Linked DNA regions of Homo sapiens: region 1 is linked to region 2. The links are chromatin loops, found by intact Hi-C in ENCODE. Cell type or tissue: ascending aorta. All regions are shown on one strand. Links, peaks and the distances in the headings refer to the core of each region. The heading gives the core; the rest is flanking DNA. Region 1 overlaps EGFL6 (EGF like domain multiple 6). Region 2 has its middle 46 kb from the start of EGFL6.

Region 1 (5,389 bases), core at 225-5,224, 74 kb before region 2:
TTTCCCCTACATACTAAAATGCTCATAATAGCATGATACTAGATAGCCCCAAACTAGAAGTAATCCAAACACCTCCCAACAGAAGAATAGATAAATGACTTGTATATTCACACAATGGAATACTATATAGCAATGAAACTGAACAAACGACAACTATAGGCAACAATGGATGAATCTCACAAACATGATATTGAGTGGAAGCTGGATATAAACGTGTATATACTGTATGAGTCCATTTATATACAGTTAAAAAATAAGCACAGCTAATCTGTGATATAAGAGGTCAACATATGGTTCTCTCACTGGCAGTGGAAGTGACTGGAAGGTGTGTGAGGGAGTCTTCTGAAGGGCCAAGTTTCTGGCTTTTGATCTAGATACTAGTGACATGGGCATTTAGAAAAATTCATCGAGCCATACATTTTTTATATATGCACAATTCTATGTGTATACTACTTGAACAATAATTTAGAAATAGATAATTTATATATTTCTGCCTTTCATGCTATCCCAAGCAGCCGCTGACATAAGCTGACAGCACAGCCTCCTGTCGATTATTATTTTGGCTGGCCCCTGCACTGGCCAAATTGCCTTGGCTCACATTCCTCTAGAGGGAGCCCTGTCAGACAGCTCTTAGTGGTGAAGTTGGAGGACAATATTTAATCCTAAGTAAAGATGTTCACAGGATGACATTTGGGCTGGATGATTTAAAAAAATATATATATATATATGAATTATATATATGTGAATTATATATATGAAATATATATATGAATTATATATATGTGAATTATATATATGAAATATATATGAATTATATATGTGAATTATATATATGAAATATATATATGAATTATATATATGTGAATTATATATATATGAAATATATACATATGACGTTCACAGGATGTTACGTGATAAAAGAAGGTTACAAAACTCTGTGTACAGATCATTCCAAAATTGGTTTAAAAAATACATAGGAAAAGAAAAGCCTAGGAGGGTATGCTCTAAATGCGACTAATGGTTATCTTCAGGTGGTAAGATCGAGGGTGACTTTCTTCTCTGTGCTTTTTTGTTTTCTAAAACAACAACAACAACAACAACAACAACAACAACTTAAGAATAAGTAACATTTTTATTAAAATAAAAAATGACACAGAAGGAAAATAGAACTTTAAAAAGGATTATCTGTAGAGGATGTCGCCTTTGGAAATGTGGTCATGTGAGGGTTTCATATCTTAACTCTACCAGGGAACATACAGAGAGGAAAAAAACAAACAAATTCCATGGAAGGCAAAAGGTCAGCATGGTAACAGATTCTTGAAAATAAGGAGCTGCTTTCATCTCTGAAAATATCCTTATATGGGGATTTTCCAGTGCCCTAGCTGGACATTTGAAACCCTCTTCTCCACTGCCTATCCCCTTTACCCTACCATCTCCCTCATAGAACCTAACCTCTTCAAATGGGGAAATTGAAAAATGCTGATTGGACATAACGGGAAACCCAGGAATATCCCATAGCTTGGCCCTAACTCTGAGGTGACTCACTCATTTCTTGGAAGAGTGTTTTGGGAAAGACATGAGTTGAGGGCTGAGGCCTGTCACCATTAATGGATGTACGTGGACTTTGATCAGGCTGCCACAGGGCAGGGAGGCTGTGGGAAGAAAACAGACTGCCTCAAAACTTGATCCAACTGGACCACTCCCTCAACGTTAATATTTTGCTGAGACTTTAAAACTAGCGTGGAAAATATTGTCTCTATTCCAAATCTCTTGAGACAGTATCTTGGTTCAGAATCCAAAACATATGGAAAACCAAGTTTTCTGCTGTAAAACCTCTGGTGAAGGGTATAGCTGAATTATTACTTATGAAAGCATGATTTTTTTTTCTGAGATGGAGTCTCGCTCTGTTGCCCAGGCTGCAGTGCAGTGGCGCGATCTCAGCTCACTGCAACCTCCACCTCCCAGGTTCATGTGATTCTCCTGCCTCAGCCTCCCGAGTAGCTAGGATTACAGGCATTCGCCACCACGCCTGGCTAATTTTTGTATTTTTAGTAGAGATGGGGTTTTGCCATGTTGGCCAGGCTGGTCTCAAACTCTTGACCTCAAGTGATCCACCCACCTCGACCTCCCTAAGTGCCGGAATTACAGGTGTGAGCCACTGTGCCCACCCTGAATGCACGATTCTTGAAGCACCTCTCTCAAGCAATTGCATGCAATTCTAAGAAACATCTCCAGGGCTCTGGCCTCTATGCTGGTGGCAGGACGCAGAGAGCCAGATTGCTCTCCGAGACTGTAGGGCTGGCAGCTCAAAGAGCGGCTATTTCAGTTTATGGGGCTAACCTCTGGGCTTGGCAGCAAGGGCTGGGAGTGGTAGAGTGGAGTGGGTGTCCAGTCTTCTCTGAAACTCCATTCTCCAAGGGCAGCTGAATTGGATTTACTGCTCTTTGTTCAACTTCCTTATAGGACTGGGGACCCTTTCTGAATTATTGAAGATTTCTTCATGCCAGGGTTTCTTAACTTCCGTTGACACAAATCATTATTTGTTGTGGGGACTGTCCTGTGCACTGCAGGATGTTTAGCGGCATCCCTGGGCTCCATTCACTAGATGCCGGGAGTACCTCCCACATCCAGTTATGACAACCAAAATTGTCCCCAGTCATTGTCAAGTATCCTGTGGATGACAAAATCAGCCAAGTTGAAATCTGCTGATCTATAGCAAAGACCATATCCCTTGCTCCAATGAGGCACTTTTATTCACCACGTTTACAGCAGGGTTTTTCAGCCTTGGCACTACTGACATTTGGGTCTGATCATTCTTTGTTGTGGGTGCTGCTATCCTGTGCATTGTGTAAGGTGCTTTGCAGCATCCCTGATCTCTACCCATTAGACACCAGTAGCACCCCCTCCAAATGTCCTCAGACACTGCCAGATGTTGCCCGGGATAAGGCTCCCAGATTTGGCAAATAAAAATACAAGATTCCAGCTGGGTGTGGTGGTGTGTGCCTGTAGTCAGGAGTCTGAGGCGAGAGGATTGCTTTGAGGCCAGGAGATCATGGATGCAGTATAGTCACTGCACTCCAGCCTAGGCAACATAGTGAGACCCCCATCTCTAAACAAAACAGTAAAGGATTCTCAGATAAATTTGAATGTCAGATAAATGACTAATACTTTTAAAGTATACACACTTCTCATATACTATTTTGAGAGCTTGTTTGGAGGTGCTAGCAGGGGAGCACAGCTAATATACCCTTGACTGAAGGTAAGTCCTCCTCTATCGGGGATGGTCGTCCTCTCCACACGAGCGCGCAGCTTCAGGAGGGACACACATGGAGCAGTGAGGGAGGAAGGGGACATCTGCCTAGCCAGCCAGATCAGCCAAATCAACCCAGGTGAGCAATGGGGTGACAGATGTCACAGCCAGATCACCCTCACATCCCCTATATACTATTTTGAACAAACATATACTATAAAATTATTTGTTGTTTATCTGAAATTTAAATCTAACTTGGTATCTGTATTTTATCTGGCAACGCTTCCTGGGAGACAAAATTACCCAGGTTGAGAACCACTGTTATAGATATTATCATCTCTTTAATGTTTTCAGACAAACAATCTAGGATGAAAGTTATAAATTATCTGTTATGATATATCAAGGCCAGGTGTGGTGGCTAAGCCTTTAATTCCAGCACTTTGGGAGGGCAAGGCGGGAGGATGGCTTGAGCCCAGGAGTTCAAGACCAGCCTGGGCAACGTAGTGGGACCTCGTCTATACAAAAACTGTAAAAAGTAGCCAGGCATGGTGGTGTGTGCCTGTGGTCCCTGCTACTCAGAAGGCTGAGATGGGAGGATTGCTAGAGCCCAGGTGGCTGAGGCTGCAGTGAGCCATGATCACGCCACTGCACTCTACCCTGGGTGACAGAGCGAGACTCTGTCTCAAAAAAAAAAAAAAAGTATATGAAGTATAATAAAAATATGCACGTTGTTCAACCCAACAATTCCACTTTTAAATATTTTTCCTACAAAAATATTCATTCAAGAAAGCAGGGCTATGCAGAGAACAATGTTAGATTTAGCACTGTTTGTAATGGCAAAAAATTGGAGACAACATAAATGATAATGGTTAAATAAAGCACATTTTTGCACAAAGGATAAAAGTATTCACACTAGGGACTAGGATACAGCCTTAAAAAATGTAAAGTAGTTCTGTGTGTGCTGACATGCAAAGATGCCTATGAGAAAAACTTACATTTATACTATCACAGAAAAAGACTTCCAGGATCTAAGACAAACTTAACTATGCTTATAGTAAAAACTAGTGGTGATCACTCTCACTTTTAAGTTTATATTTTTTTGCACTGCTGGATTTTTAAAAATAAAAATATACTTATAATACATAGGTAGTTTAAAAAGCAATAAAATTATTTACTTTTTAAAAAGGCTCTTTTTTTCTGTGTTACGGAAAGAGATGAAATAAAAAAGTAAAAAATATAAAAGACCTTTAGCTTATTTAAAAAAGATAAAAAAAGAAAAGAAAAGAAAAAAGGCCTTTTATTGGGCATCTTGACAAAAACATCAGACTTTTTACATTTTTCAAGGAGAAGAGATTGAAAAACTTGTCCTGAAAGCACCTTCATTTGAAGATTTGACTTTAAAAAAACCCTAAGAAATCCTGCGTACCATATTGAGTCGCCAGCCCTGCTGCAATGATTGAATTTGAACTATGACCCTGGGCTACCTTACTGACCTTGACTGCAGGTTTTCCCGGTGTATCCTGGAAAGCATCTGCATTTGTTTGGTCCCACGCACTCACCAAACTTACATCCAGGTTCGCATGTAGCTGTGGAAGGAAAAGATGTCTTGATGATAAAAGAACAGTAGTTAGTGTAGTGAAATGCACGCAAAACTTCGCTGCGTTCTGTGTGGCAGAGAACTCCATGGGGACATACAGAGGACAATCTGCCTCCCTTTGAAGGGAGGCAATACCACACTTCCAGTGGTATTCAATGAAATATAAAGCCTTCCAGACCACAGTCAGCCAGTTTTGCATGCAAACACAAAAGATTTAATAAAATAAGTATAATGTTGGAACTGGAAGAGACTCCAGAGTAACCCTGGGCAAATGCCAACGTCATTCCCCTTCCTTCTGTCTCTTGCCTCGTTTCATCTCCTCCATATTTTCTCCATTTCTCTTTTAAATGATCAAAATCTTTTAATGCTGCACATTATCAGTCAGACTGAACAACCAACAGATTGGAGGGAGGAAGGTGCTGCTTCTAGCCCTAAGGATGGGAACTAAAAGCATCATGATGATGATGAGGATGATGATGGAGGCATGAGAAAGCATGACAAAGGTAGGATTTGTTTTTCTATTTTATTCACTTCTGTATCCC
Region 2 (5,389 bases), core at 298-5,297:
GCATGAGCCACCACACCCAGCCAAAGCTTGTCTTTTCTTAGTGGCCTGAAATGTTTAGCAATAGCTACAAGAATTTTTCTGTTACTTAGTTGTCCTAGGTTTCAAAACATTCTTGATTTTAATCTCATCAAAATGAGAATTTTGATCTTGAGCACTTGCTGTAATGTGGTTTTGTTGGTACTCCTGATAACCAAAGACCTCCTTCAATGTCTTCGAGGTTAAGCCAATTGTCAAAACTGTGAAGGGTTTGAGTTGTTACCCTATTTACAAGCTAACAGGTTGGCCGACCATAGTTCCCTACAGACGGGCAGAATGTAGAGACTCCTGGGTCAGATACAAAGGACTTATGAGCCTTCTGTTCACATCAGTATCTCTTGCCCCTGAGTCCCATAGGGTGATGCAAAGGTGGATGTTGTGTATGTAGTGGCTCTGTGTCAAAGCCCAGGAACCCTGGGCTTAGAAAACCCCTGATTGCATGTAAACCTGCCCAATCTTTGCCCTGGAGGCAGACATTATCTTTATTATCCTGATCAGGAAATGAATCTGCCTTCTGCCTCAGAGAGAGACACCATCTCTATCTTCCAAGGCTGGCTGCTATACAAACATCATTGGAAAAATAATCTGGAACAAATGTTGCCATGTGTTTGCTCAAAAGATGGGAAGAAATGCAAAGACCTATGGAGAATTTTCTCCAAACACCACCATCTTCATCAGGTGTCTTCTCAGATGGCCTCTCTCTAAAATAATCCCTGGTTGTCACTTGCTACCCCTTTCTTTGCTTTGTTTTTCTGCATAGCACCTACCATGTCCTGATATCACATTACACTGTTATTTGTTTATCGTATGTTTCCTCCACTAGAATACAAGTCTCATGAGGGCAAGATATCATCTGCTTTGTTATTGCTGTATAAGCAGGGTTTAAAACAATGCTTGGCACACAATAGGTATCCAATAAACATTTCCTAAAGTAGTCAATAAATTAATGATAATCTGTCATTGAGTATCTCCTTTGTCCTAGGCACAACATGTTGAATGAGAGTACCATGTGTATCTGAACTTGCTACCTTTTCCCAAAAGAATTTATTCAGATGCTCTGCTCAATAACAGGGAACTCTTAGATCATGCACAACCCCCCAAAGTTTCCAGGATTCCTTGATCACCCCACATTCAGAAAGATCCTGCCCATTTTGGGCCCAAGCTCATAGTGTAAAGCCTTCATTTCTGCCTTTTGGTGATAATGACACAGAAAGAGAAGGGCAGGACTCTAGGACTGATCTCTTTGGAGAAAGTTCAAAACTGCAATAACCACATGTCCTGTGCTCCTAGCCATTAGAAACCTAAGGCTGGACGCAAAATGTCTTGGGAAGTAATTCATAGTGGTATGGAAAACAGACCACAGGCTCAACAATTTAAACCAAGACATTGGCATTTATGAGAACTTTATTGCAAAGGAAGAGGAGAATGCCCACTAGCCAGAGACTTGAAACCCCATGCTGTGGTTCCTTGACTCTCAAAATTATGAACTGCTTTTAGAGCTGAGCATACTCAAGACACCCATCAATACCCACTCCCTTGTTTAGTAATGACTTTGTATTTACCAACAAGCTTCAAAAGATTAAACTGATACTTTCTTTGAAAACAAGGGTAATCACAGTAATCTGTTCAGAAGAAAAAAGGAAGTGTGCCAGTTATTAAGCTCTTGTCTCTCAGCCCCCAAATCACTCTGCTGCATTTCTGCTTTGCCGGTTGCTCCCTGTCAGACTCTGCCATGAAGGGATAATAGAGGGATGCAGCAAGACTGGAGGAGAGAGAAGAATGTGTTCCTTCTTGTTTATTAACATTCCTATTAGTGTCTTCTCATGAATGGTTCTCCCTAGCAGGTGGTTCCAATTCTTGTTTTTCCTCCTACATCATTGGAACCATCCTTATCCCACCCACTCAACCATCAGGACCACCAGAAAGTTTCCCCACTCAGAGCCATGGGTGACAGCCTCATAGGGACCCTCCTCCAATCTTCTAGGTTCAGAAACCTCTTCTCCCTGTTCCCACCAAGCCCTAGGGGTAGTGGCTGCTTCCTGCAGTTACAATCTCTGAGACAACTCAGGATTCTCTTTACTTGTCAGTTCTCCAACACCATTAACCAATTCCTTATATTAAATTCACTCTATTAAAATAACTGGTATAGATCCTGTCTTCCTGATGAAACTTTGACTGAAAAAGGAAGTATGACACTGAAGATTGGTCAAGAGTCATGGTATTTGTTCACATGAGTAAAACATTAATGATCTCTGTTAGTTGACCTCTTTAACTTTTGGATTAGATGACACGAAGCTCTATTGACTATGGAGAGATTGACACCACCGTTAATGGTGGACAGCATCCCTTCGTTATTATGAACTATGTTTTTCCTACTTATTTCATGGAATCAGTGAAGAAGTGACTATTAGGTACCTTGTGCATTGTGGGATGCAAGCACAGAGTCCTATATTCCAGTAATAATAGTTTCAGTTAATAGACCATGCATTTTTCATCATATCACAAAGAAGTATGATCTATGCCAGATGTCACCATGCTCTATTTTAAGTTTTTCTAGAGGACAGGCATTTCCACACCACATATAAAACTAAAAGGGACATTTTCACAGTAATGTAAGGGAAAGGAGACGTTTAGCACAACTGCAAGATGACATCCCTTATACTCTGTGCTCCAAGAAGCCTTCCTCAACAATGTTTTCTGAGTTTCCTCTGGGCAGGATTACCTAATCACAGCTGGTCTCCTCAGGGGTTGGGGATGTTCTGTCTAAATCAGCATTTCACACCTGAAAACAGAAAGCATACATTTTTCTTATAAAAATAGCTCAAGGGACAAAGGATACTTAATATGCCTCTTGAGGAAAGAATACAACACCACCTACAGACTTGCCAAAGTAATTGAACTTGAGTCCATTTAGACCTCTGAATCCAGATGTCAGTGGAAGGAAATAGAAGACAAAGGTCAGGGTTGAACTGCCCATGAATATGAAATAGCAAAATCCAGACACTTACAAATCTTATAGATTGACTGGCTTTGGTTTTTCAATAGGTAAATTATAAGAAAAGAAAGATGGAGGAAAACATATGTAATTCTTTTTCTTTCTTTTTTTTTTTTTTTTTGAGACGGAGTCTCACTCTGTCGCCCAGGCTGGAGTGCAGTAGCGTGATCTCGGCTCACTGCAATATCCGCCCCCTGGGGTTCACGCCATTCTCCTGCCTCGGCCTCCCGAGTAGCTGGGAATACAGGCGCCCGCCACTACGCCCGGCTAATTTTTTGTATATTTAGTAGAGACGGGGTTTCACCGTGTAAGCCAGGATGGTCTCGATCTCCTGACCTCATGATCCACCCGCCTCGGCCTCCCAAATTGCTGGGATTACAGGCGTGAGCCACCACACCCGGCCATCATATCAAGTTTTAAAAAATGAGCCAGACAAAACTCCAGTGTCTAGAGAGAGACACCGTCTGTTACAAAGATAAAGAAACACAAGGAAGTGATGACTAGAAGTCAGTGATGGTGGCTACTTTTGGGCTGTGACTGAACTAGGACAACTGAAGGGCTTTTGGGATGACTGCCAAAGCTCTATTTCTTGACCTGAATGATGGTTACAAGGCTGTTTATCTTATAAAAATTCATTAAGCTACGTCTTTGTTGTGCGTAGATATTTATATCTGGATTTTATTTCATGGCAAAGATTGAGAAAGAGAATAGCCCCTGGCAGCCTGGCACTATCAGCTAGACCAGGGGTGTCCAATCTTTTGGCTTCCCTGGGCCACATTGGAAGAAGAAGAATTGTCTTGGGCCACACATAAAATACACTAACATGAATAATAGCTGATGAGCTAAAAAGAAAATTGCAAAATAATCTCATGATGTTATAATAAAGTTTACAAATTTGTGTTGGGCCACATTCAAAGCCATCCTGGGCTGTATATGGCCCACAGGCTGTGGGTTGGACAAACTTGAGCTAGACTTTGATGTTGCTAGAAGCTGGCTTGGTACTTATGGTTGGGTCTTGGTGCCCTCCTATTGAACATAAATATTTTATAAACCAACAACATCAGACAAGGCCACTCTGTGACCATGATGGATAAAGATAAAAATAAAGACTGGCCTGTAATCATGTGTGACTACAGAAGACGGAGCATTGTGAGGTCACAAAAATGACCAAATATGGCCAGTAATAGAATTACCTCCACTTCTTAACAGCAACCACTCTAAAGCAAAACCTTGCTTCCTTAAACCCTCCCCTAAATCACCTAACATAAGCCCACACCCCAAAATAAGTTTTTTCTAAAAATCTCTTAATGAGATGTCCAATGGTTCCCCCATGGTGTGCAGTCTCCCTCATTGCAAAAAGCAGTAATCCCAATGTGTTCAACTATAGGTATGTTCCTGGCAGTCCTGGGCTGGAGGTCTTTGACAAGATAAACAACAAAGAAAGAAATAAAAATGAGAGAAAAAAAAGCCCAAGGGCTACCAGTCCCTGTCTGTCTGACAATGTTCCAGGCAACCAGAAATCTCTCCAAGTCAAGGTACATATTTGCCGTGACTGGGAATATTCAATTCTGTGTGCTGAAACATTTCTATTTCCTGATTCTTTGGGGAAATGGAGAAATACCATTGCAGTTGAGTGTAAATTGGAAAGCATGTTGGAAACATCTGGATATAAGTTCCAGAAATATCTGGCCTCTCTGCTGGCTTCACCCAGAGGGAGAAAGCCAGACTGCTTTGTAATAATCAGCAAGTCACTCTGAAACCACCTGACAGTTATCAAATTTAGGAATCTAAATTAGTCTGAGACCCAACACAGACATCTCCCGAAATATTCATATTCATTTCAGGTTGGAAAAGCTATTTTGTGCATGGCATAACCACAATCTCTTGTACTTGTGAGGCTTTATAAAGGCTTAAAAGAGCTTTCATATACCTGGTATTATTTTACCTTCAAAACAACTCTGAGAAAAACTGAAAATACATTGTTATACCTATTTTATGATGGAGAAAACAGAAAAGAGAAGTGACAATCTCAAGTACACATAACTAGCCAGGGCAAAAGCCAGGCCTCTGACCCTCTTAACTTTTCACTTTAGAAAATACTTAGTCATGACAAACCTTGATCCTTTCAGGGTTGATGTGATTGTTTGAAAGAGTCACATTTCATTTAAGCGAAGTCTGGACAATGAAGTGAGTAATACTTTTTATGGTTAAGGAAATGTAGAAGGTGTTATTCTTAAGAGTAAGAGTGATTTTTTTTGTAAGATATTTTCTGGCTCCTTGGTCAATTCTCTTTCCAAAATATCATCACACAGCACATCCAGGGGGACAATTAAACTTTCTGCTTTAGGGTAGAGTAAA

The links. Hi-C counts contacts between places; a loop is a spot of excess contacts. Peaks named below come from ENCODE experiments on the same cell type or tissue, not always from the same donor. Only the 100,000 strongest peaks of a DNase experiment are listed, where the experiment ranks them.
Region 1: a loop joins it to region 2, with 2.2 times the contacts of the local background. A loop is called at or near these places in 1 of 110 quality-filtered maps.

Annotation. Positions count from the first base shown.
Region 1 is chrX:13,594,283-13,599,671 of GRCh38, reverse strand. It overlaps EGFL6 (EGF like domain multiple 6), which reads right to left. Exons shown (of 12, transcript NM_015507.4): 3 at 4,744-4,836. It also overlaps the pseudogene RN7SKP20. Among named protein-coding and RNA genes, the nearest start is that of MIR6086, 6.7 kb to the right of the region's middle. In ascending aorta, for the core only: no CTCF peak of the experiment used is centred there; no DNase peak of the experiment used is centred there.
Region 2 is chrX:13,520,429-13,525,817 of GRCh38, reverse strand. No RefSeq gene overlaps it. Among named protein-coding and RNA genes, the nearest start is that of EGFL6, 46 kb to the left of the region's middle. In ascending aorta, for the core only: no CTCF peak of the experiment used is centred there; no DNase peak of the experiment used is centred there; H3K27ac peaks cover 1,701 bases.